2 separate regions of the Homo sapiens genome follow, and region 1 is linked to region 2. A link is an interaction called in ENCODE POLR2A ChIA-PET data of the cell type or tissue named here. Cell type or tissue: B cell. All regions are shown on one strand. Each heading gives the region's core, and the rest is flanking DNA. Links, peaks and the distances in the headings are about the cores only.

The links. Peaks named below come from ENCODE experiments on the same cell type or tissue, not always from the same donor. Only the 100,000 strongest peaks of a DNase experiment are listed, where the experiment ranks them.
Region 1: POLR2A ChIA-PET joins it to region 2 with 14 read pairs; 2 of 35 experiments call an interaction of 5 or more read pairs at or near these places.

What each region holds. Positions count from the first base shown.
Region 1 is chr22:31,790,078-31,800,154 of GRCh38, forward strand. It overlaps DEPDC5 (DEP domain containing 5, GATOR1 subcomplex subunit), which reads left to right. Exons shown (of 43, transcript NM_001242896.3): 11 at 1,956-2,025; 12 at 2,668-2,740; 13 at 7,523-7,626; 14 at 8,505-8,579. Among named protein-coding and RNA genes, the nearest start is that of DEPDC5, 41 kb to the left of the region's middle. RefSeq lists an enhancer at 478-537. In B cell, for the core only: no CTCF peak of the experiment used is centred there; DNase peaks (open chromatin) are centred at 2,764 and 5,634; H3K4me3 peaks cover 1,033 bases; H3K27ac peaks cover 1,061 bases.
Region 2 is chr22:31,263,660-31,273,736 of GRCh38, forward strand. It overlaps LIMK2 (LIM domain kinase 2), which reads left to right. Exons shown (of 16, transcript NM_005569.4): 8 at 2,287-2,473; 9 at 3,325-3,411; 10 at 4,117-4,248; 11 at 4,485-4,541; 12 at 7,477-7,542; 13 at 8,871-9,045; 14 at 9,793-9,848. Among named protein-coding and RNA genes, the nearest start is that of PIK3IP1, 24 kb to the right of the region's middle. In B cell, for the core only: no CTCF peak of the experiment used is centred there; no DNase peak of the experiment used is centred there.

The sequences.
Region 1 (10,077 bases), core at 873-8,872, 530 kb after region 2:
TTAGATAAGGGTGCTGATTTTGGAGCTCTTGGACTCCCGTGAATTAATTGGCAGTCAGTGAAGGTCTGCTGTTTCCTAGCACTCTGCTCTGGGTACTGTGGCTTGTATTTAGGAATTTCTGTCCACTTGAGATACATCCATGAAATGTACATTATATTATGTGCCTTATATAGTGAGTGTTGAATTCTGTAGTCACTAAGCATACTTAAGATAAAGATGGGGTTGGTCAGTATAGGCTGTTGTCTTCAGAGACCCAGGAGGAACTGAAACTGCGCTTGCTAGCTAACTGTTGCAAGCCACTTTTGATGTTCATCTGTAAACACCCTACTTCTAGGATATTGATCTCCAGACTCCATGGAAATGTTTATTCTCATTAGTCCCTGTCCCTGTCCAAAGGTAGTTCTTTGCCTTGGCTTATACCGCTGAGTCCAGAGCAAACCCCACCCTCATCCTATGAGACTAGTAGGGTGTGGGAGTGCCTTTGATTCTTAAATCCACCACCATGGGTGCTGTTCTTGTTCCCTAGACCACAATTCTGCAGAAATTAAAAAACACTGTAGGCCTGGCATTGTGGCTCACGCCTGTAATCCCAGCACTTTGCCAAGGCAAGTGGATCACTTGAGCCCAGCCTGGGGATTATGATGAAACCCTATCTCTCTTTTTTTTTTTCTTTTTTTTTTTTTTTTTGAGACGGAGTCTCGCTCCGTCGCCCAGGCTGGAGTGCAATGGCACAGTCTTGGCTCACTGCAGTCTCCACCCCCTGGGTTCAAGTGATTATCCTACCTCAGCCTCCTGAGTAGCTGCAATTTCAGGCGCGTGCCACATTGCCTGGGTAATTTTCCTACTTTTAGTAGAGATGGAGTTTCGCCATGTTGGCCAGGCTGGTCTCGAACTCCTGACCTCAGGTGATCCACCCGCCTCAGCCTCCCAAAGCACCGGGATTGCAGGTTTGAGCCACCACGCCCAGCCGAAACCCTGTCTTTATAAAAAATGCAAAAATTATCTGGGCCTGGTGACGCGTGTCTGTAGTCCAGCTACTCGGGAACTGGGAGACAGTCACCATTACTTAATGCTGATTTGCAGTTTTCCAATCACTTTCCACATTCCTGGCACTTTAGATAACTTTCCTAAAGTCACATAGTGGCAAGTTTCAGGTTCAGGACTCCATCTAGGGCTTCTGACTCCCAGCAGTGCTCTGTCCCCTGCACTGCAGCCTATAATTACCTGAAGCTATTCAATACTGTGCACTGCTGCTGAGCCACCTGGATTAAGAATATTATGTGCAGCTGGGCCTCACACCTGTAATCCCAGCACTTTGGGAGGCCGAGGCAAGCAGATCACTTGAGGCCATGAGTTCGAGACCAGCCTGGCCAACATGGTGAAACCCTGTCTCTACTAAAAATACAAAAATTACCCAGGTGGCCCACCTGTAATCCTAGCTACTCTGGAGGCTGAGGCAGGAGAATTGCTTGAACCTGGGAGGTGGAGGCTGCAATGAGCCGAGATTGTGCCACTGCACTCCAGCCTGGGCAACTGAATGAGACTGCCTCAAAAAAAAAAAAAAAAAAGGGCTGGGCACAGTGGCTCACACCTGTAATCCCAGCACTTTGGGAGGCCAAGGCAGGCGGATCACGAGGTCAGGAGATCGAGACCATCTTGGCCAACATGGTGAAACCGCATCTCTACTAAAAATACAAAAATTAGCTGGGCATGGTGGCGTGCGTCTGTAGTCCCAGCTACTTGGGAGGCTGAGGCAGGAGAATTGCTTGAACCCAGGAGGCGGAGGTTGCAGTGAGCCAAGATAGCGCCACTGCACTCCAGCCTGGTGGCAGAGTAAGACTCCGTCTCAAAAAAAAAAAAAAAAAAAAAAAAAAGAATATTATATGCATGCAGTCTGCTTCATAGTGAAGTAAATGAAACAAACTTCAACCCTGTTGTTCTCTACTCATGCTTAGGAGAAGAACTGTAGTCATGAAGTGACAGTGGTCCTGTTTTCTAGAACTTTCTATGATGCAAAATCTGTTGGTGAGTAACTATTTCTCTCCTACAGTTATGTTTTTGTTAAGCTTCCCCCAACCCCACCCCAGCCATTTCCTTTCATTTTTTTCCTCGTTGCACTTTTCCACCCTTCCCATCTTTTCTGTTATGGGGACAGTGTAAAAGGGAAAGTAGCACAGTCCGTTAGTGGATGCAAGAGGTCTGTGGGCTGTGATTCATCTTAAAACCAACTTAATAGATAGACAGTTGGCTGGGTGCAGTGGCTCACGCCTGTAATCCCACGACTTTGGGAGGCTGAGGTGGGCGGATCACCTGAGGTCAGGAGTTGAAAACCAGCCTGGCCAACATGGTGAAACCCCATCTCTACTAAAAATACAAAAATTAGCCAGGTGTGGTGGCATGCACCTGTAGTCCCAGCTACCCAGGAGGCTGAGAAAGGAGAGTCGCTTGAATTCAGGAGGTAGAGGTTGCAGTGAGCTGAGATCTTACCACTGCACTCCAGTCTGGGTGACAGAGTGAGACCTTGTCTCAAAAAAAAAAAAAAAAAAAAAAAAAAAGACAGTTATCTTTATTTTTTTGTGATGCAAATCTTTAACCCAGAAGAGGAAGCTGACAAAACTGAATTTCTCTTCTCAGCCTGAACTACATACTCCGTTTTCTCTATTTCAGATGAATTTCCTGAAATAAACCGAGCCTCAATTCGACAGGATCACAAGGGGAGATTCTATGAAGACTTTTACAAGTATGTTTGGGTGCTTTGCTATACTTTTTATTTATTTATTAGTTGTTTCTTTCCTAACTTAAAAATAAGTCAGCCTGGGCAACATGGCGAAACCCTGTCTCTACCAAAAATACAAAAAATTCGCCTCTTGTGGTCCCAGCTACTTGGGAGGCTGAGGTGGGAGGATCACTTGAGCCTGGGAGGTGGAGGTTGCAGTGAGCTGAGATCACACCACTGCACACCAACCTGGGAGAGAGTGAGACCCTGTCTCCAAAATAAATAAATAAATAAATAAATAAATAAACCTTTTAATTTTGTAATTGTAATGATTTTAGATTTACAGAGAAGTTTCAAAGATAACACAGTTCCTGCATGGTCTTTGCTCTGTTTCCTCTAATATTAACATTTCATAACCAAGTTACATTTGTCAAAACTAGGTTAACATTGGTACATTACTATTAAGGAAATTCAGATGTTTTTTAGATTTTAGCACTCGTACTTGCCGTCTCCAAGATATCATGTTGCATTTAGACCTTCTAAATGTTTTATTGTGAAAAATTTCAACATTCAGAGAAGAAGAGCAAATAATATAATGAGCCCGTATACCCAATACCTGAATTTAACAGTTATTATTTTGTCATATTTGATTCATCTGTTTTTTTCAGTGCCATTGACTAAGTAAATTATCAATATTGTAATATTTTATTTCTATACATATTCAAAAAAGGCATTTTTATATCTGACCACAATATCATGATCATGTTTAACGTTATTATTATTATTATTATTTTTTGAGACACAATTTCACTCTCTCGCCCAGGCTGGAGTGCAGTGGTCATGTAAGCTGACTGCAAACTCCGCCTCCCAGGTTCAAGGGATTCTCGTTTCTCAGCCTCCCGAGTAGCTGGGACTACAGGCGCCCGTGACCACGCCTGGCTAATTTTTTTGTATTTTTAGTAGAGATGGGGTTCGCCATGTTGGCCAGCCTGGTCTCAAATCCTGACCTCAGCTGATCCACCCACCTCGGCCTCCCAAAATGCTGGGATTACAGGCGGGAGCCACCATGCCTGGCTGACACCACTATCTAATTGAGATGATTATCAGATAGTAATAGTTACTGTTTTTACGGGACTTAGCATGAATGGGTTACTCTTCTAAGCACTTTACATGACTTGATTTATTTAAATATCACAGCATCCCTGTGGGATAGATACTGTTACCCCATTTTACAGATGTGGAAATTTGGACACAGAGTTTCAGTAACTTATCCAAAGTCCACACAATATTAAGTGGTGGAGCATGGACCTGACACAGTCAATCTAGTTCAGAGTCGATGCTTTTTGACCACTGTATTCCTCAACCTCATACAGATTATACTTTAAATTATTTGTTGATCTTTTGTTGGATCCTGTACCCCTAGGAGAATTTTATGAGAGTGATGGGCCATCTGCTGTACTGACACCTCCACTCATCCCCTTATGCAGATGAATTCTGCATTCCTCTAATTCAGTGAATTCCAGGAACCATGAGAGCTCTTCTGACTTAACAGTATATGCAGTTTTATCTGTATAATGAATATGAATTAATTTGAGCATGATCAGTTATACAAAATACTATATAAAGCATGAATATGAATATATGAATTATGAATGTAGATTTATAGGTGTATATGACTATATATTTTTAATATATGAAAGTTTATGTCATTAAAAAGTCATCCTCAACGTTTTTTAGATTGAGAGAAACTGGTTATCTTTTTCTTACTGCAAAAACAATACAGGTTCATTTTAGGAAAATCACAAAATAGGCCAGGCGTGGTGGCTGATACCTATAATCCCAGCACTTTGAGAGGCCAAGCCAGGCACATTGCCTGAGCTCAGGAGTTTGAAACCAGCCAGTGCACCATGGAAAACCCTGTCTCTACAAAAAAATACCATAACTTAGCTGGGTGCAGTGGTGCGCGCCTGTAGTTTCAGCTATTTGGGAGGCTGAGGTGGGAGGATCACTTGAGCCTGGGAAGTTGAGGCTGCAGTGAGCCAAGATCATGCCACTGCACTTTAGCCTGGGTGACATAGTGAGACCCTGTCTCAAAAAAAACAAAACAACAACAACAAAAGCACACCAGTATAGTTTAGTAGAGAGGAATTCAAAGCACACTCAATTCCATCTACCAAATATAGTCTTCATTACTTTGGTGAATCAACCCCTATTATCTGTATTTAGGAGAAAAATTAGTTTTCATAGAGATGTGATCACACATTCCATGTGATTTTTTTTTTTTTTTTTTTTTTTGAGATGGAGTATCACTCTGTTGCCCAGGCTGGAGTGCACTAGCGTGATCTCAGCTCACTGCAACTTCCGCCTCCCTAGTACAAGCAATTCCCTGCCTCAGCCTCCGGAGTAGCTGGGATTGCAGGCATCTGCCATCACACCTGGCTAATTTTTTTATTTTTAGTAGAGACGGGGTTTCACCATCTTGGCCAGGCTGGTCTTGAACTCCTGACCTCAGGTGATCCACCGCCCTCAGCCACCTAAAGTGCTGGGATTACAGGCATGAGCCACTGCGCTGGGCCTCCATGTGATTTTTTTACATGTTTTATTGTTTTTATTTCTTTTTGAGACAGTGTCTCACTGTCACCCAGGCTGGAGTGCAGTGGTGCAATCTCAACTCACTGCAAACTCCGCCTTCCAGGTTCAAGCAATTCTCCTGCCTCAGCCTCCTGAGTAGCTGGTGTGACAGGCACCCGCCACCATGCCTGGTTAATTTTTGTATTTTTAGTAGAGACAGGGTTTCACCATGTTGGCCAGGCTGGTCTCGAACTCCTGACCTCAGGTGATCCGCCTGCCTTGGCCTCCCAAAATGCTGGCATGAGCCACCACGCCTGACCCATATGGTTCTCTTTTTATATGTTTTAAACCTTCATTTTCTTTCATTTCCTTTTTTTTTTTTTGAGTCGGAGTTTCGCTCTTGTTGCCCAGTCTGGAGTGCAATGACACGATCTCAGCTCACTGCAACCTCCGCCTCCCGGATGCAAGCGATTCTCTTGCCTCAGCCTCTCGAGTAGCTGGGATTACAGGCATGTGCCACCACACCTGGCTGATTTTGTATTTTTAGTAGAGATGGGGTTTCTCCATATTGGTCAGTCTGATCTCAAACTCCCGACCTCAGGTGATCCCCCCACCTTGGCCTCTCCAAGTGCTGGGATTACAGGCGTGAGCCACTGTGCCCGGCCATAAACCTTCATTTTCTATTTACTGTATCACAAATGCCAATCCATGTTAAACACACTGCTCCACAGTATCTTTTTTTTTTTTTTTTTTTGAGGCGAAGTCTCGCTCTGTCGCCCAGGCTGGAGTGCAGTGGTGGGATCTTGGCTCACTGCAAGCTCTGCCTCCCAGGTTCACGCCATTCTCCTGCCTCAGCCTCCTGAGTATCTGGGACTACAGGTGCCTGCCACCACACCCGGCTAATTTTTTTTGTATTTTTTAGTGGAGACAGGGTTTCACCGTGTTAGCCAGAATGGTCTCTATCTCCTGACCTCATGATCTGCCTGCTTAGGCCTCCCAGAGTGCTGGGATTACAGGCGTTAGCCACTGCCTGGCCCACTGTATCATTTTTTATTTCTACATAGAAATTACATTGGGTTACTATTGTTGAAAATTGAGGTGACTTCCAGCTTTTCACTATTCTCAACAGTATTGCCAGTGAACATTTTTACAGATAGGTTTTTAAGCATATCCTTAGTTTTTATGATAAATTGCCAGAAATGGAGCCATTAGGTCAAAGGATAGTCTGTGTTTTCAAGGCTTTCTATTTGTACAGCCAGTGTATGCTCCAAAACCATTAAAGTAGAAGATCTTGTTTTCCTAGCAGCAATTTCTGTGTTCTCACCAACAGTGAGTGCTCTTTTTTTTTTTGAGATGGAGTCTCGCTCTTTCTCCCAGGCTGGAGTGCAGTGGCTCGATCTCGGCTCACTGAAACCTCCGCCTCCTGGGTTCAAGCAATTCTCCTGCCTCAGCCTTCCAAGTAGCTGGGATTACAGGTGCCTGCCACCACACCCAGCTAATTTTTGTATTTTTAGTAGAGATGGGGTTTCACCGTGTTGGCCAGGCTGGTCTTGAACTCCTGACCACCTTATCCACCTGCCTGGGCCTCCCAAAGTACTGGAATTACAAGTATGAGCTACCATGCCCAGCCTCTTTTTTTTTTTTTTTTAATGCTTCTTTCCCAATTGGATTGGAAGAAAAACAAGCTCACTGAATCTTTTTTTTTTTTGAGACAGAGTCTTGCTCTGTCACCAAGGCTGGAGTGCAGTGGGGTTATCTCAGCTCACTGTACTCCAATTACACTCTTTTTGAAACCTTGTAAAGAACCTGATGTTCTGTATGTAAAGTTGCTGTATTAGTCCATTTTCTCACTGCTGTAAAGACATACCCAAGACTGGGTAATTTATAAAGAAAAAAGGTTTAATTGACTCATGGTTCTGCATGGCTCAGGAGGCCTCTGGAAACTTACAATCCTGGTGGAAGGCGAAGGGGAAGCAAGGCATGTCTTACCATGGTGAAGCAGGAGAAAGAGCGAGCTCAGGGGAAACTGCCCCTTTTAAACCATCAGATATCGTGAGAACTCCCTCACTATCACAAGAACAGCATGGAGGAAACCACCCCCATGATCCAGTCACCTCCCACCAGGTTCCTCCCTCGACACATGGGTATTACAATTTGAGATGAAATTTGGGAGGGGACACAGAGCCAAACCATATCAGCTGCTCAATATCCATTTTATGATAATACTCTTTTCAGAGTGGTGGTGCAGAATGAGAGAAGAGAAGAATGGACTTCACTTCTCGTAACCATTAAAAAACTCTTCATCCAGTATCCAGTGTTGGTGCGACTGGAACAGGCAGGTACTGCATTCATGTAATAGATGGTGCGGCGGGGAAAGGAAGTGTAGGAGGGGTCTGGGAGACAGAGAAGAGATGTGTGCTTGTTTCTCTCCCATTGCCGTGTGTAGTTTCTGCTTTTGGTCAGGGTTCTGTTTCCAGTTGGATCCAATTGTACATTTCGTATGCCGTAAGTTCAACAGTGTCCCTAATACAGGGAGTGAGGCCTTGTGGAGCCAGATGCCTTCCTTTTTTTTTTTTTTGAGACAGAGTCTCACTCTGTCACCCAGGCTGGACTGGAGTGGAGCAATTATACTGTAACTTTAAACCACTGGGGCTCAAGCAATCCTCCTGCCTCAGCCTCCCGGGTAGCTAGGACGACAGGCATGCACTACCATGCCCAGATAATTTTTTCATTTTTTTGTAGAGACAAGAGTCTCGCTGTGTTGACCAGGCTTGTTTCAAACTCCTCGTCTTAAGCGATCTTCCTGCCTCCACCTTCCAAAGTGCTGGGATTACAGGCATGAGCCACCATGCTCAGCTGCCACTTATTTAAGAGTTCATCTTTCAGCCAGGTGTGATGTCTCATGCCTGTAATCCCAGCACAAGGCAGGCGGATCACGAGGTCAGGAGTTCAAGACCAGCCTGACCAATATGGTGAAACCCTGTCTCTACTAAAAATACAAAAATTAGCCTTGTGTGGTGGCGTGCGCCTGTAGTCCCAGCTACTCGGGAGGCTGAGGCAGGAGAATCACTTGAACCTGGGAGGTGGAGGTTGCAGTGAGCCAAGATTGTGCTGCTCCACTCCAGCCTGGGTGACACAGCAAGGCTTCGTTTAAAATTAAAAAAAAAAGTTCATGTTTCATGAGATGTTTTTCTTTCTCTTGCATATTTTGCTTCAGAGGGCTTTCCTCAAGGAGATAATTCTACCTCAGCACAAGGAAACTACCTGGAGGCCATCAATCTGTCATTCAATGGTGAGTAAGGATGCCGGCCATGAGCCAGCATCTTGCCTACCACATGGCTATGTTACCGGAAAGGTGTCCTGATCCAGACCCTAAGAGAAGGTTCTTGGATCTTGCAGAAGAAAGAATTCAGGACCAGTCCACAGAATAAAGTGAAAGCAAGTATATTAAGAAAGTAAAGGAATAAAAGAATAGCTACTCCATAGAAAGAGCAGGGCATTCCCGAAAGCAAGAGGAGGAACACGTCCACCTTAGGTACAGTGGTTGTTTATATATAACAAAGCAAAAAGTCATGGGGGAGAGATGCTCTGCCGCAAGCACTCATGACAAAGGATTGTTCATCTTTGTGTAACTGCTGTCTTTCTCAAGAATCTATATTATTATCTTTAAAGCAAACTTACTTTTTTTTTTTTTTTTTGAGATGGAGTCTTGCTCTGTCGCCAGGCTGGAGTGCAGTGATGCGATCTTGGCTCACTGAAACCTCCCACTCCTGGGTTCAGGCGATTCTCCTGCCTCAGCCTCCTGAGTATCTGGGATTACAGGTGCGCATCACCACGCCCAGCTAATTTTGTATATTTTTAGGAGACACGGGGTTTCACCATGTTGGCCAGCATGGTCTCGATCTCCTGACCTCATGATCCACCTGCCTCAGCCTCCCAAAGTGTTGGGATTATAGGCATGAGCCACAGCACCTGGCCTTTTTTTTTTTTAAATATACTTTAAATTCTGGGATACACGTGCAGAATGTGCAGGTTTGTTACATAGATATACGTGTGCCATGGTGGTTTGCTGCACCTATCAACCCATCATCTGCATTAGGTATTTCTCTTAATGCTATTTTTTTTTTTTTTTTTCTGGGATGGAGTGTCGCTTTGTCATCCAGGCTGGAATGTAGTGGTGCAATCTTGACTCACTGCAACCTCCGCCTCCCAGGTTCAAGTGATTCTCCTGCCTCAGCCTCCTGAGTAGCCCTCAGCCTCCTGAGCAGCTGGGACTACAGGTGTGCACCACCATGCCCGGCTAATTTTTGTGTTTTTAGTAGAGATGAGGTTTCACCGTATTGGCCAGGCTGGTCTCGAGCTCCTGACCTCGTGATCCACCTACCTTGGCCTCCCAAAGTGTTGGGATTACAGGCATGAGCCACCATGCCCGGCCTTTTTTTTTTTTTTTTTTTTTTTTTTTGAGACAGAGTCTTACTCTGTCGCTAGGCTAGAGTGCAATGGCATGATCTCCCTGCTCAGTGCAACTCCCAGGTTCAAGCGATTCTCCTGCCTCAGCCTCCCAAGTAGCTGGGATCACAGGCACGTGCCACCACACCCAGCTAATTTTTGTGTTTTTAGTAGAGACAGGGTTGTACCATGTTGGTCAGGATGGTCTCGATCTCCTGACCTCGTGATCCGCCCACCTTGGCCTCCCAAAGTGCTGGGATTTCTGGTGTGAGCCACTGCACCTGGCTGCAAAACTTACTCCTAAACTAAGAATGCTTTTGTTTTTAAGATATTGGGACATC
Region 2 (10,077 bases), core at 1,083-9,082:
TGAGACACTGTCTCTACAAAAAAAAAATAATAATAATAATTGTTTTTAATTAGATGGGCAGGGCACTGTGGCTCACACCTGTAATCCCAGCACTTTGGGAGGCCAAGGCCGGAGGATTGCTTGAGGCCAGGAGTTCAGGAGCAGCCTGGGCCACATTCCTGTCTCTACAAAGAATAAAAAACTTAACTGGGCATGGTGGCACATGCCTGTAATCCCAGCTACTCAAGAGGCTGAGGAGGAGGATTGCCTGAGCCCAGGAGTTCAAGACTGCAGTGAGCCTTGATCACACCACTGTACTACAGCTTGGGCAACAGAGTGAGACCTTGTCTCCAAAAAAAAAAGTTTGTTTTTTTTTATCCACTCTCCTCACCAAACAAACTGAGTAAGTTAGAGCCCTCTCAGCTGGCATGTGTTGGAAACAGTGCCCTCTCATTAAAGTGCTGCCCTCACTCCCATTGCCTCTTGGCCTTGGTCAGTATGATGAAATTAGTGGGAGGCAGGGCAACAGAGGGCAGGGAAGAGCTAGAAATCCATGGCCTGGAAAAGGGAAGATTTGGGAGTGGCCAGGTATCTGTAGAGCCACCATGCAGAGGAGGGGGGCAGCTAGCCTTGTGTGCTCTGGTGGGCATGGTCAGCAGGAGGCAGAGCAAAAGGACAAGGGTAAGTAAACCTGTAGGTCGGGACAAGCCAAGAGCCATCCAGCGTCAGTCCTCTCTGGGTAGCCCAAGTAAAGCAGGAGCATACCCCAGAGAGAAAGTTCGCAGGGCTGTTCACCTGCAGTGCTGTGGACTTCAACCTTCTTGTTCCTTCTTCAGTAAGTGAAAATAACAGTCATTGACCATGACTATTATCGACCGCTTTTGAAAATGTAAACATAGTGACTTTATTGCTGTAAAAATCATACGTGTTTATCATCTTAAAATTCAGGAAACATGGACAGGTACAAAGATGTGCAAAATATCATCCAAAATCCCATTTGCTGGCCAGGCACGGTGGCTCACGCCTGTAATCCCAGCACATTGGGAGGCCGAGGCGGGCAAATCACTTGAGGTCAGGAGTTTGAGACCAGCCTGGCCAACATGGTGAAACCCTATCTCTACTAAAAATACAATAATTAGGCTGGGCGCAGTGGCTCACGCCTATAATCCCAGCACTTTGGGAGGCCGAGGTGGGCGAATCACAAGGTCAGGAGTTTGAGACTAGCCTGGCCAATATGGTGAAACCCCATCTCTACTAAAAATACAAAAATTAGGGCCGGGTGTGGTGGCTCACGCCTGTAATCCCAGCACTTAGGGAGGCCGAGACAGATGGATCGCGAGATCAGGAGTTCGAGACCAACCTAGCCAACATGGTGAAACCCCATCTCTACTAAAAAAATACAAAAATTATTCGGTTGTGGTGGCACACGCCTGTAATCCCAGCTACTTGGGAGGCTGAGGCAGGAGAATCTCTTGAACCTGGGAGGCAGAGGTTGCAGTGAGTGGAGATCCCGCCGTTGCACTCCAGCCTGGGCGACAGAGTGAGACTCCATCAAAAAAAAAAAAAAAAAAAAAAAAATTAGCCGGGCGTGGTGGCGTGCACCTATACTCCCAGCTACTTGGGAGGCTGAGGCAGGAGAATCGCTTGAACCTGGAAGGCGGAGGTCGCAGTGAGCCGAGATCGTGCCATTGCACTTCAGCCTGGGCGACAGAGCGAGACTCTGTCTCAAAAATAATAATAATAACAATAACTAGCCGGGCCTGGTGGCACATGCCTGTAGTCCCAGTTACTCAGGAGGCGGAGGCATGAGACTCAGGTGAACTAGGGAGACAGAGGTTGCAGTGAGCCAAGATCACACCACTGCACTCCAGCCTGGTTGACAGAGCGAGACTCTGTCTCAAAAAAAAAAAATCCCATTTGCTCATTTTTTGGATACTAGTATAACTATCACTCTAAACCAGTTAGTACTTAAATCAAGCAGATATGGGAGATGGTGAATTACCATCTACAGTGTTGTCATATATGTCACATACTGAGCATTATCAGCTAGTAGAATCTAGTTAATTGTTCTATGTGTGATGTATGCAGAGTTCCCATTTTGAATGTGTTTTTACTATGCTTAAATAAATGACTGATGTCAGCAACCCCAAAATGATACATCTGATGTAAGAGCCCCTGTTCCCCAATAATAACATCTAAACTATAGACATTGGAATGAACAGGTGCCCCTAAGTTTCCTCCCTCCAGGGTTTCTTGGCCGGTCTCTGAGGACTACACATCCCTACTCCCGTCTTTCCTCATCTTCAGGCGCAGTAACAGTATCTCCAAGTCCCCTGGCCCCAGCTCCCCAAAGGAGCCCCTGCTGTTCAGCCGTGACATCAGCCGCTCAGAATCCCTTCGTTGTTCCAGCAGCTATTCACAGCAGATCTTCCGGCCCTGTGACCTAATCCATGGGGAGGTCCTGGGGAAGGGCTTCTTTGGGCAGGCTATCAAGGTGAGCGCAGGCAACAATTGCTTTGCTCTTCTGCCCCCAGTCCCTCTGTCACTGTCTTTCGGGGATTTCTCATCACTTGGCCCCACCCCACACCATGCAGGATGCCAGGCCTCCTTCCTGGCTTTGGGTGTTGGTGTGAGAGGTATCCTTCACCCCCACCCAGGCCACCTAAGGTCAATGTTGCTGTTACAGTGAGCTTGTGGACCTGGAGATCCAGGTTGGGTTGAGCTGTGCCTGTGGCCCTCCTGCCTCCAGTCAGTGGGTGTTTGTTAGGTGCCTGCAGACCTCAGTACCGGGCATGCTACAAGGAGCACACAGGGGAATGGCTCCTGCCTCCCTGGTGAACAGTCTCAGGGACTAACCTCTCTCTTTCTCTCCTCCTCCTCCTCTTCTGCTGAGAACTGGGAGGGGGGGTCAGGTAAGACGTGTGTCTCAGCTTGGGGGCAGCAGGGCTGGAGAGCTCACCCCCGATCCACCCAGCTCCCTGGTGCATGTCTTTGGCACTGACCTTCCTGCCCCCAGACTTCTGTTCACTCAGGAGACTCACTTCTATGCCAAATGACCAGAGCCCCTGCTTGGCTTGGCAGCATCCCCTCCTGCCTTCTTCCCCACTTCCCTTTTCTGGGTTCTTGCCTGTCCTCTGTGCATGCCCAGCTCTCCAGGAAAGAGGGTTTGCTTCCGTGTGAGTCCCATGTTGCTCCACGCTGCATCTTCCACACATGAACTCTGTCATTCTGACCCGGCTCAGTGTGCCCTCCAAGGGATGGGATGGCCAGCTGCATAGATTTTCTCAAACAGTTCTCCAGAACTTCCTCTGGTCTCAGCACCATTAACAGTCACCCTCCCTGTAGGTGACACACAAAGCCACGGGCAAAGTGATGGTCATGAAAGAGTTAATTCGATGTGATGAGGAGACCCAGAAAACTTTTCTGACTGAGGTAAGAAGATGGAGGGGGCCCGGGAGGTTGGTGTCACCATTGGAAGAGAGAAGACCTTACAAATAATGGCTTCAAGAGAAAATACAGTTTGGAATTACTGTCTTAAAGACTAAGCAGAAAAGAGCCCTAGAGGAATATCCCACTCCCTCTAAATTACAGCGTAATTATTTGTTCAATGAACACTTACTAAAAGCAACACAAACAGGGTACAAGGGATGCAGTAACAAAAGATACAGGGTTCAGAAGAGCTCTCAGGTTATGAGGATGATGGACATGAAAACACTCCAATTTAGTACAACTCAATGTTATAATCCTCACCTGAACGCCCTGCTAAGGGAGCCTGGAGGGGAGCTCCCTGAGCACTCACACTCCTTGGGCATTTACAGTTTTCACTACCCCTCCCAAGTTACTTCATGGAGTAACTTAAGTTGGGGACACCTGTGGTCTGGGTATTGCCCTCCAAGCCACTTGGCCACTCCCACCCCAGTTCTCCCAATGCAGTTCCAAGGGTAAGGCCTATGAAGCCATCTCCATCTATATGGTGGTGGTCTTCCCTCATCCTGATCTTAGTGCCCTGTCATATCACAAGATAGGAGGTAGGAGATACAGGTGGTAACACTTGTCAAGCTGATTCCTTGGAGGGAAGAGGTAAGGAAGACAGTGAGAAGTTAACCACCAGCTTTCCTTGGCTTCCCCCACCCCCAGGTGAAAGTGATGCGCAGCCTGGACCACCCCAATGTGCTCAAGTTCATTGGTGTGCTGTACAAGGATAAGAAGCTGAACCTCCTGACAGAGTACATTGAGGGGGGCACACTGAAGGACTTTCTGCGCAGTATGGTGAGCACACCACCCCATAGTCTCCAGGAGCCTTGGTGGGTTGTCAGACACCTATGCTATCACTACCCTAGGAGCTTAAAGGGCAGAGGGGCCCTGCTTTGCCTCCAAAGGACCATGCTGGGTGGGACTGAGCATACACAGGGAGGCTTCACTGGGAGACCACATTGACCCATGGGGCCTGGACCACGAGTGGGACAGGGCTCAACAGCCTCTGAAAATCATTCCCCATTCTGCAGGATCCGTTCCCCTGGCAGCAGAAGGTCAGGTTTGCCAAAGGAATCGCCTCCGGAATGGTGAGTCCCACCAACAAACCTGCCAGCAGGGCGAGAGTAGGGAGAGGTGTGAGAATTGTGGGCTTCACTGGAAGGTAGAGACCCCTTCCTATGCAACTTGTGTGGGCTGGGTCAGCAGCTATTCATTGAGTTTGTCTGTGTCACTGAAACTGACCCCAGCCAACTGTTCTCAGTTCACAGCCCTGTTTTCAAAGAATTACACATCTCTAAAGGCAAACAGGGCACGGACAAGGCAAACTGGAGAGGCAAACTGTAGCCTGAGATGGCCTGGGCTTGCCATCACAGGTATTCAGGTGCTGAGGGCCCTTAGACCAACTAGAGCACCTCACTGCCTAGGAAATCAATGAAGGGGAAATGAGTTCTAGCGGAGCCCTGAAGGATCAGAATTGGATAAAGTTCTTATTGGCAGAGAGGCACCAGGATTGAAGTGACAGGAGCAAAGACCTGGGAGGAAAGAGGAGAAAATCATCTATTTCACCTGGAAACAAATGATTCCAAGCATAGAAATAATAACAGCTGACAAGTACTGAGTGCCCTCTATATGCTAGGCACTGGGCTGAGGGATTAACATGCATGTGCATGTTTATTCCTCATGACAACCTTGGTTTCCAGATAAGCTGGACTGGAAAGGGACAGAGCTGGGATCCTGGGCTAATCAGTCTGGTCGCCAAGCCTGAGACTTTAGCCACTGCCCTTCACATGGGGGTCCATGAAAATAGTAGTAGTCTGGAACAGTTTGGGGGTACATCAAGGTCGCTGTGTTTTAAGCTATGGAGTCTGGACTATAGGAGACAAATGTAAAAGAGTTTTTTGGTTGACTGGCTTTTTGGTTTTTTTGTTTGTTTGTTTGTTTGTTTTTTTGTTTTTTTTTCCTGTTTCTGGGGCTTGAATCAGGAAGGAGGTTTTTTTGTTGTTGTTGTTTTGAGAAAGGATATTGCTCTGTTGCCCAGACTGGAGTGCAGTGGCACGATCATGGCTCACTACAGCTTCGACCTCCTGGGCTCAAGCAATCCTCCTGCCTTAGCCTCCCAAGTAGCTGGACTACAGGTGTGTACCACCACACCTAATTTTTTGAATTTTTTTTTCTTTTTTTTTTTTTTTTTTTTTGGTAGAGACAGGTTCTCACTTTGTTGCCCAGGCTGATCTCAAACTCCTGGGCTCAAGCATTCCTCCTGCCTCGCCCTCCCAAAGTGTTGGGATTACAGTTGTGAGCCACCATGCCCGGCAGGAAAAGATTTTTAAGCAAGAAAGCTTAAGAGCTGTGGTTTTTCCAAAATGAGTCTGGGCTGGCACAGTGGCTCATGCCTGTAATCCCAGCACTTTTTTGGGAGGCCGAGGTGAGTGGATCACTTGAGGTCAGGAGTTTGAGACCAGCCTGGCCAACTGGTGAAACCCTGTTTCTACTAAAGAAAAAAATGCAAAAATTAGCTGGGCGTGGTGGTGCACGCCTGTAGTCCCAGCTACTCAGGAGGCCGAGGCAGGAGAATAGCTTGAACCTGGGAGGCAGAAGTTGCAGTGAGCCAAGATCACACCACTGCATTCCAGCCTGGGTGACAGAGTGAGACTTCATCTCAAAAAAAAAAAAAAAGAGAGACTGATATGGTTAGTACATTGGGGTGGAATGCGGAGGGTCCAGGGAATGGAGCCCTGCATAGGGGGCTAATGAAACATTTCAAATTTCTGAATTAAGGTAGTGGCTGTGGGGACAGGAGCCTGGGAGGCCGGGTGGAGTCAGAATGGAGAGACTGGTTGGCAATGAGGGAACAGGAGGAGGAGGAGGAGGAGTTACGAGTGGCTTGAGGTGTCACTTACCAGACATTTGGGGGATGGGGGATAGCCATGATTGTTGAGCAACTGGTTTGGGAAGAGCTAGCATTGATCCCTGCTGTTCTGTGCTAGCAGAACCTATCAGCATCTTCTGGGCAGGAAACTGGCTCCATGAGACTGGCTTAGGGAGAGGCTGCTAGTCACCTAATCTGCAGAGAAGGGGCAGCTGGAGCTGTGGGACAGAAGAGGCATCCATGTAGCTGGTGGGGGTGTCTCAGCTTGTGAAGAGGAGATGGCTTTGAGCAGGGCTGACACTGAAAAGGCTGGAAGAAAAAAACAGACACACAAGAGTCTCAGGATCAGGTAGCATAGGAAAGTTGTGGACAGTCTTTGAGGAGCACTCCCTCAGGCAGGCAGGCAGGCAGGTCATGAGCTATAGCGATTCAGGAAGAGCTCCCTGGGTGTGTGAGCAGCTCCAGGAGCCTAAGGGATGAAAGTAGTATTGCAGGGGGCTGGAGAGCAAGGAGTGGCTCCTTCTACATTTGCAAGGGAAGGAGAAAGGAAGTTGCTCCTGAGAGTGGTAAGAGTCAGTGGTGGAGGCCTGGAGAGGAGACATAACAAACAAATTTGTTGACAAACATTTTGGTAGGAAGGGGGAGAGCTTAAAGTTTAGACAGTGGGGAAGGTGGAGTCTTAGAGGAGGTGAATGTCTGAAAGACAGAGCTAGCTGGAGCAAGAAGTCACTTCTCTGTTGCAGGCAGGAAGGATCCAAAGTGGCTCAAGCCAGAGATTGGGAGAGTGGGGAGGAGGGAGCAGCCTGGATCTAAGTAAAATGGGTAGAGGTGGAGGGGGTGCTGCAACGGCCAGGGTTTTCTGAAGTTGGGGACATTAGGAGAGAGCTGTGAGGGCTTTGGCCAGCCACTGTGCTAGTGATTGGTGAACCAAAGGATGGGCAGGAGATGGCAGCAGGGAAGCAGAGGAAGTCCAGGCTTCCTGTTGGTATTGGGACAAGGGAGAGGCCATAGGAGGCCCTGGCCCTGTTGTCCAGGTTGGGTTCTGAAGCTGGGTGGGCATGGCCTGGTAGGAGAGCATCTATGGCGCCCAATTCCAGATTCAGGGTCTAGTTGATTTGCTGGCCCTGTAGCCTCAGCTCATGCTTCTGTTCCAGGCCTATTTGCACTCTATGTGCATCATCCACCGGGATCTGAACTCGCACAACTGCCTCATCAAGTTGGTATGTCCCACTGCTCTGGGCCTGGCCTCCAGGGTCCTATCCTTCCTGGCTTCCTTGTCACAAAGGAGGCTGACTTGTCCCCTCTGGCTAGAGGGCAGAGGTGTTGCCTAGGAGCTCCTATCTTTCCCTTCCTGCTTCTTCCAATGCCCTTCTCTGTCCTCTGGGAGCTCCGAGACACACACAGACATAATTTCACCTTCTCTCATTAGCAACCTTTGAAATAATTTGATTAGAAGGGACTTCAGAAGTTTGTTGACTATATGTAGAAAACCCTGTCATTTTACCTGCTTTTGCCCCATAGTAGTCTTGTAAAACAGTTCATTGCTGACCCCATTTTACAGTGGTGGCACCTGAAGCCTCAGCCTGAGGCCACCGAGCTAGTAAATTTACAGGGACCAGTTTGAGACCAGCATTCCTCCCACTGCCCCTCAGCTGTGGTGGTTACAATGTTGTTTGTCTTACTGACTTGCTATCTGGCTTCCTGGGTGTCTACCGGCTGGCCCTGGCTCTGCCCTCTAGACCCACACCACGCAATCTTCATTCCTTTCCCACATGACTGCCCTGTAGCTATTCAAAGAGCTTGTCTCCCCCAAGTCTCCCCATCTACTGCCTCCACCTTGCCTTTTTCTGTCTTATCCTGGTTCTAGCCACTGCCTGAAATCATTTTAGGAATAAGACAGGACAGGGAAAAACAAAAGCAACCCCCTGTCCCACCTCTGAGTTCCACTCTCCAAGTCCCTGAGCCTCACCTCCAGGGCTCCAGTGGCTCTGCCATGAACCCACTGTGGGCTGGGAGTCTGCTGTGCACAGATACCAGACCCTCAGAAACACAAATGCCAAGTGTGTCTGTTTTTTTGTTTTGTTTTGTTTTGTTTTTTAGATGGAGTCTCATTCTGTTTCCCAGGCTGGAGTGCAGTGGTGCAATCTTGGCTTACTGCAGCCTCTACCTCCCGGGTTCTAGTGATTCTTCTGCTTCAGCCTCCCAAGTAGCTAGGACTACAGGCGTGTGCCACCACGCCCAGCTAATTTTTTTTTTTTTTTTTTTGTATTTTTAGTAGAGACGGGGTTTTGCCATGTTGGCCAGGCTGGTCTTGAACTCCTGACCTCAGGTGATTCACCCGCCTTGGCCTCCCAAAGTTCTGGGATTACAGGTGGAAGCCACCGTGCCTGGCCTGAGTGTGTCTATTTGATAGAGCTTTCTGCTCTGATTCTCCCTTGCTATACACCTTTTCTCCCCTTCTCAGTGGCTTCTCTTGCCTATGCTTCCTCCCCAGGGCCAGGTTTGAGAACATCCCCATGAAGTCCTGACCTGTCTTTTATCCTACCAGGACAAGACTGTGGTGGTGGCAGACTTTGGGCTGTCACGGCTCATAGTGGAAGAGAGGAAAAGGGCCCCCATGGAGAAGGCCACCACCAAGAAACGCACCTTGCGCAAGAACGACCGCAAGAAGCGCTACACGGTGGTGGGAAACCCCTACTGGATGGCCCCTGAGATGCTGAACGGTGAGTCCTGAAGCCCTGGAGGGGACACCCGCAGAGGGAGGACAGATGCTGCCCTTGCATCAGAGCCCTGGGAATTCCAGGGGAGGCCTGTGAAGCGTAGGACCGGATACCCAGAGCTGAGGATATTTTTCCCTTGCCAGGTGGGGCCTCACGATTTAGCTCCTGAGCTCAGGGGGCTGGGAACTGATCAGTGTCCCATCATGGGGGATAAGGTGAGTTCTGACTGTGGCATTTGTGCCTCAGGGATCGCTAAGAGCTCAGGCTATTGTCCCAGCTTTAGCCTTCTCTCTCCATGGTGAGAACTGAAGTGTGGTGCCCTCTGGTGGATAATGCTCAAACCAACCAGAGATGCTGGTTGGGATTCTTGAAATCAGGGTTGTGAGGCCTCAGAAATGGTCTGAATACAATCCATTTTGGAGTCTGAGGCCCAGAGAAGTTCAGTGAATTGCCTAGGAGCATACAGCTGCCTAATGGCAGAGGCTAGATGAACCCTAGTCTGGTTCTTTTCCACTTTAACGTGCAGTTTCATCCTAGGCAGTGTTATGTTATAAGGGCTCTCCAAGGCAGTTCACCTACAGCTGAGGAAGGACTATTTTCAGGTGGTGTCTGCGCAGGACAGCCTGTGGGGTGTCCCTACAGAACCTGTTCTAGCCCTAGTTCTTAGCTGTGGCTTAGATTGACCCTAGACCCAGTGCAGAGCAGGTAAGGGATGTAAACTTAACAGTGTGCTCTCCTGTGTTCCCCAAGGAAAGAGCTATGATGAGACGGTGGATATCTTCTCCTTTGGGATCGTTCTCTGTGAGGTGAGCTCTGGCACCAAGGCCATGCCCGAGGCAGCAGGCCTAGCAGCTCTGCCTTCCCTCGGAACTGGGGCATCTCCTCCTAGGGATGACTAGCTTGACTAAAATCAACATGGGTGTAGGGTTTTATGGTTTATAACGCATCTGCACATCTTTGCCACGTTCGTGTTTCATTGGTCTTAAGAGAAGGACTGGCAGGGTTTTTTTGTTTTAGATGGAGCCTCACTTCGTT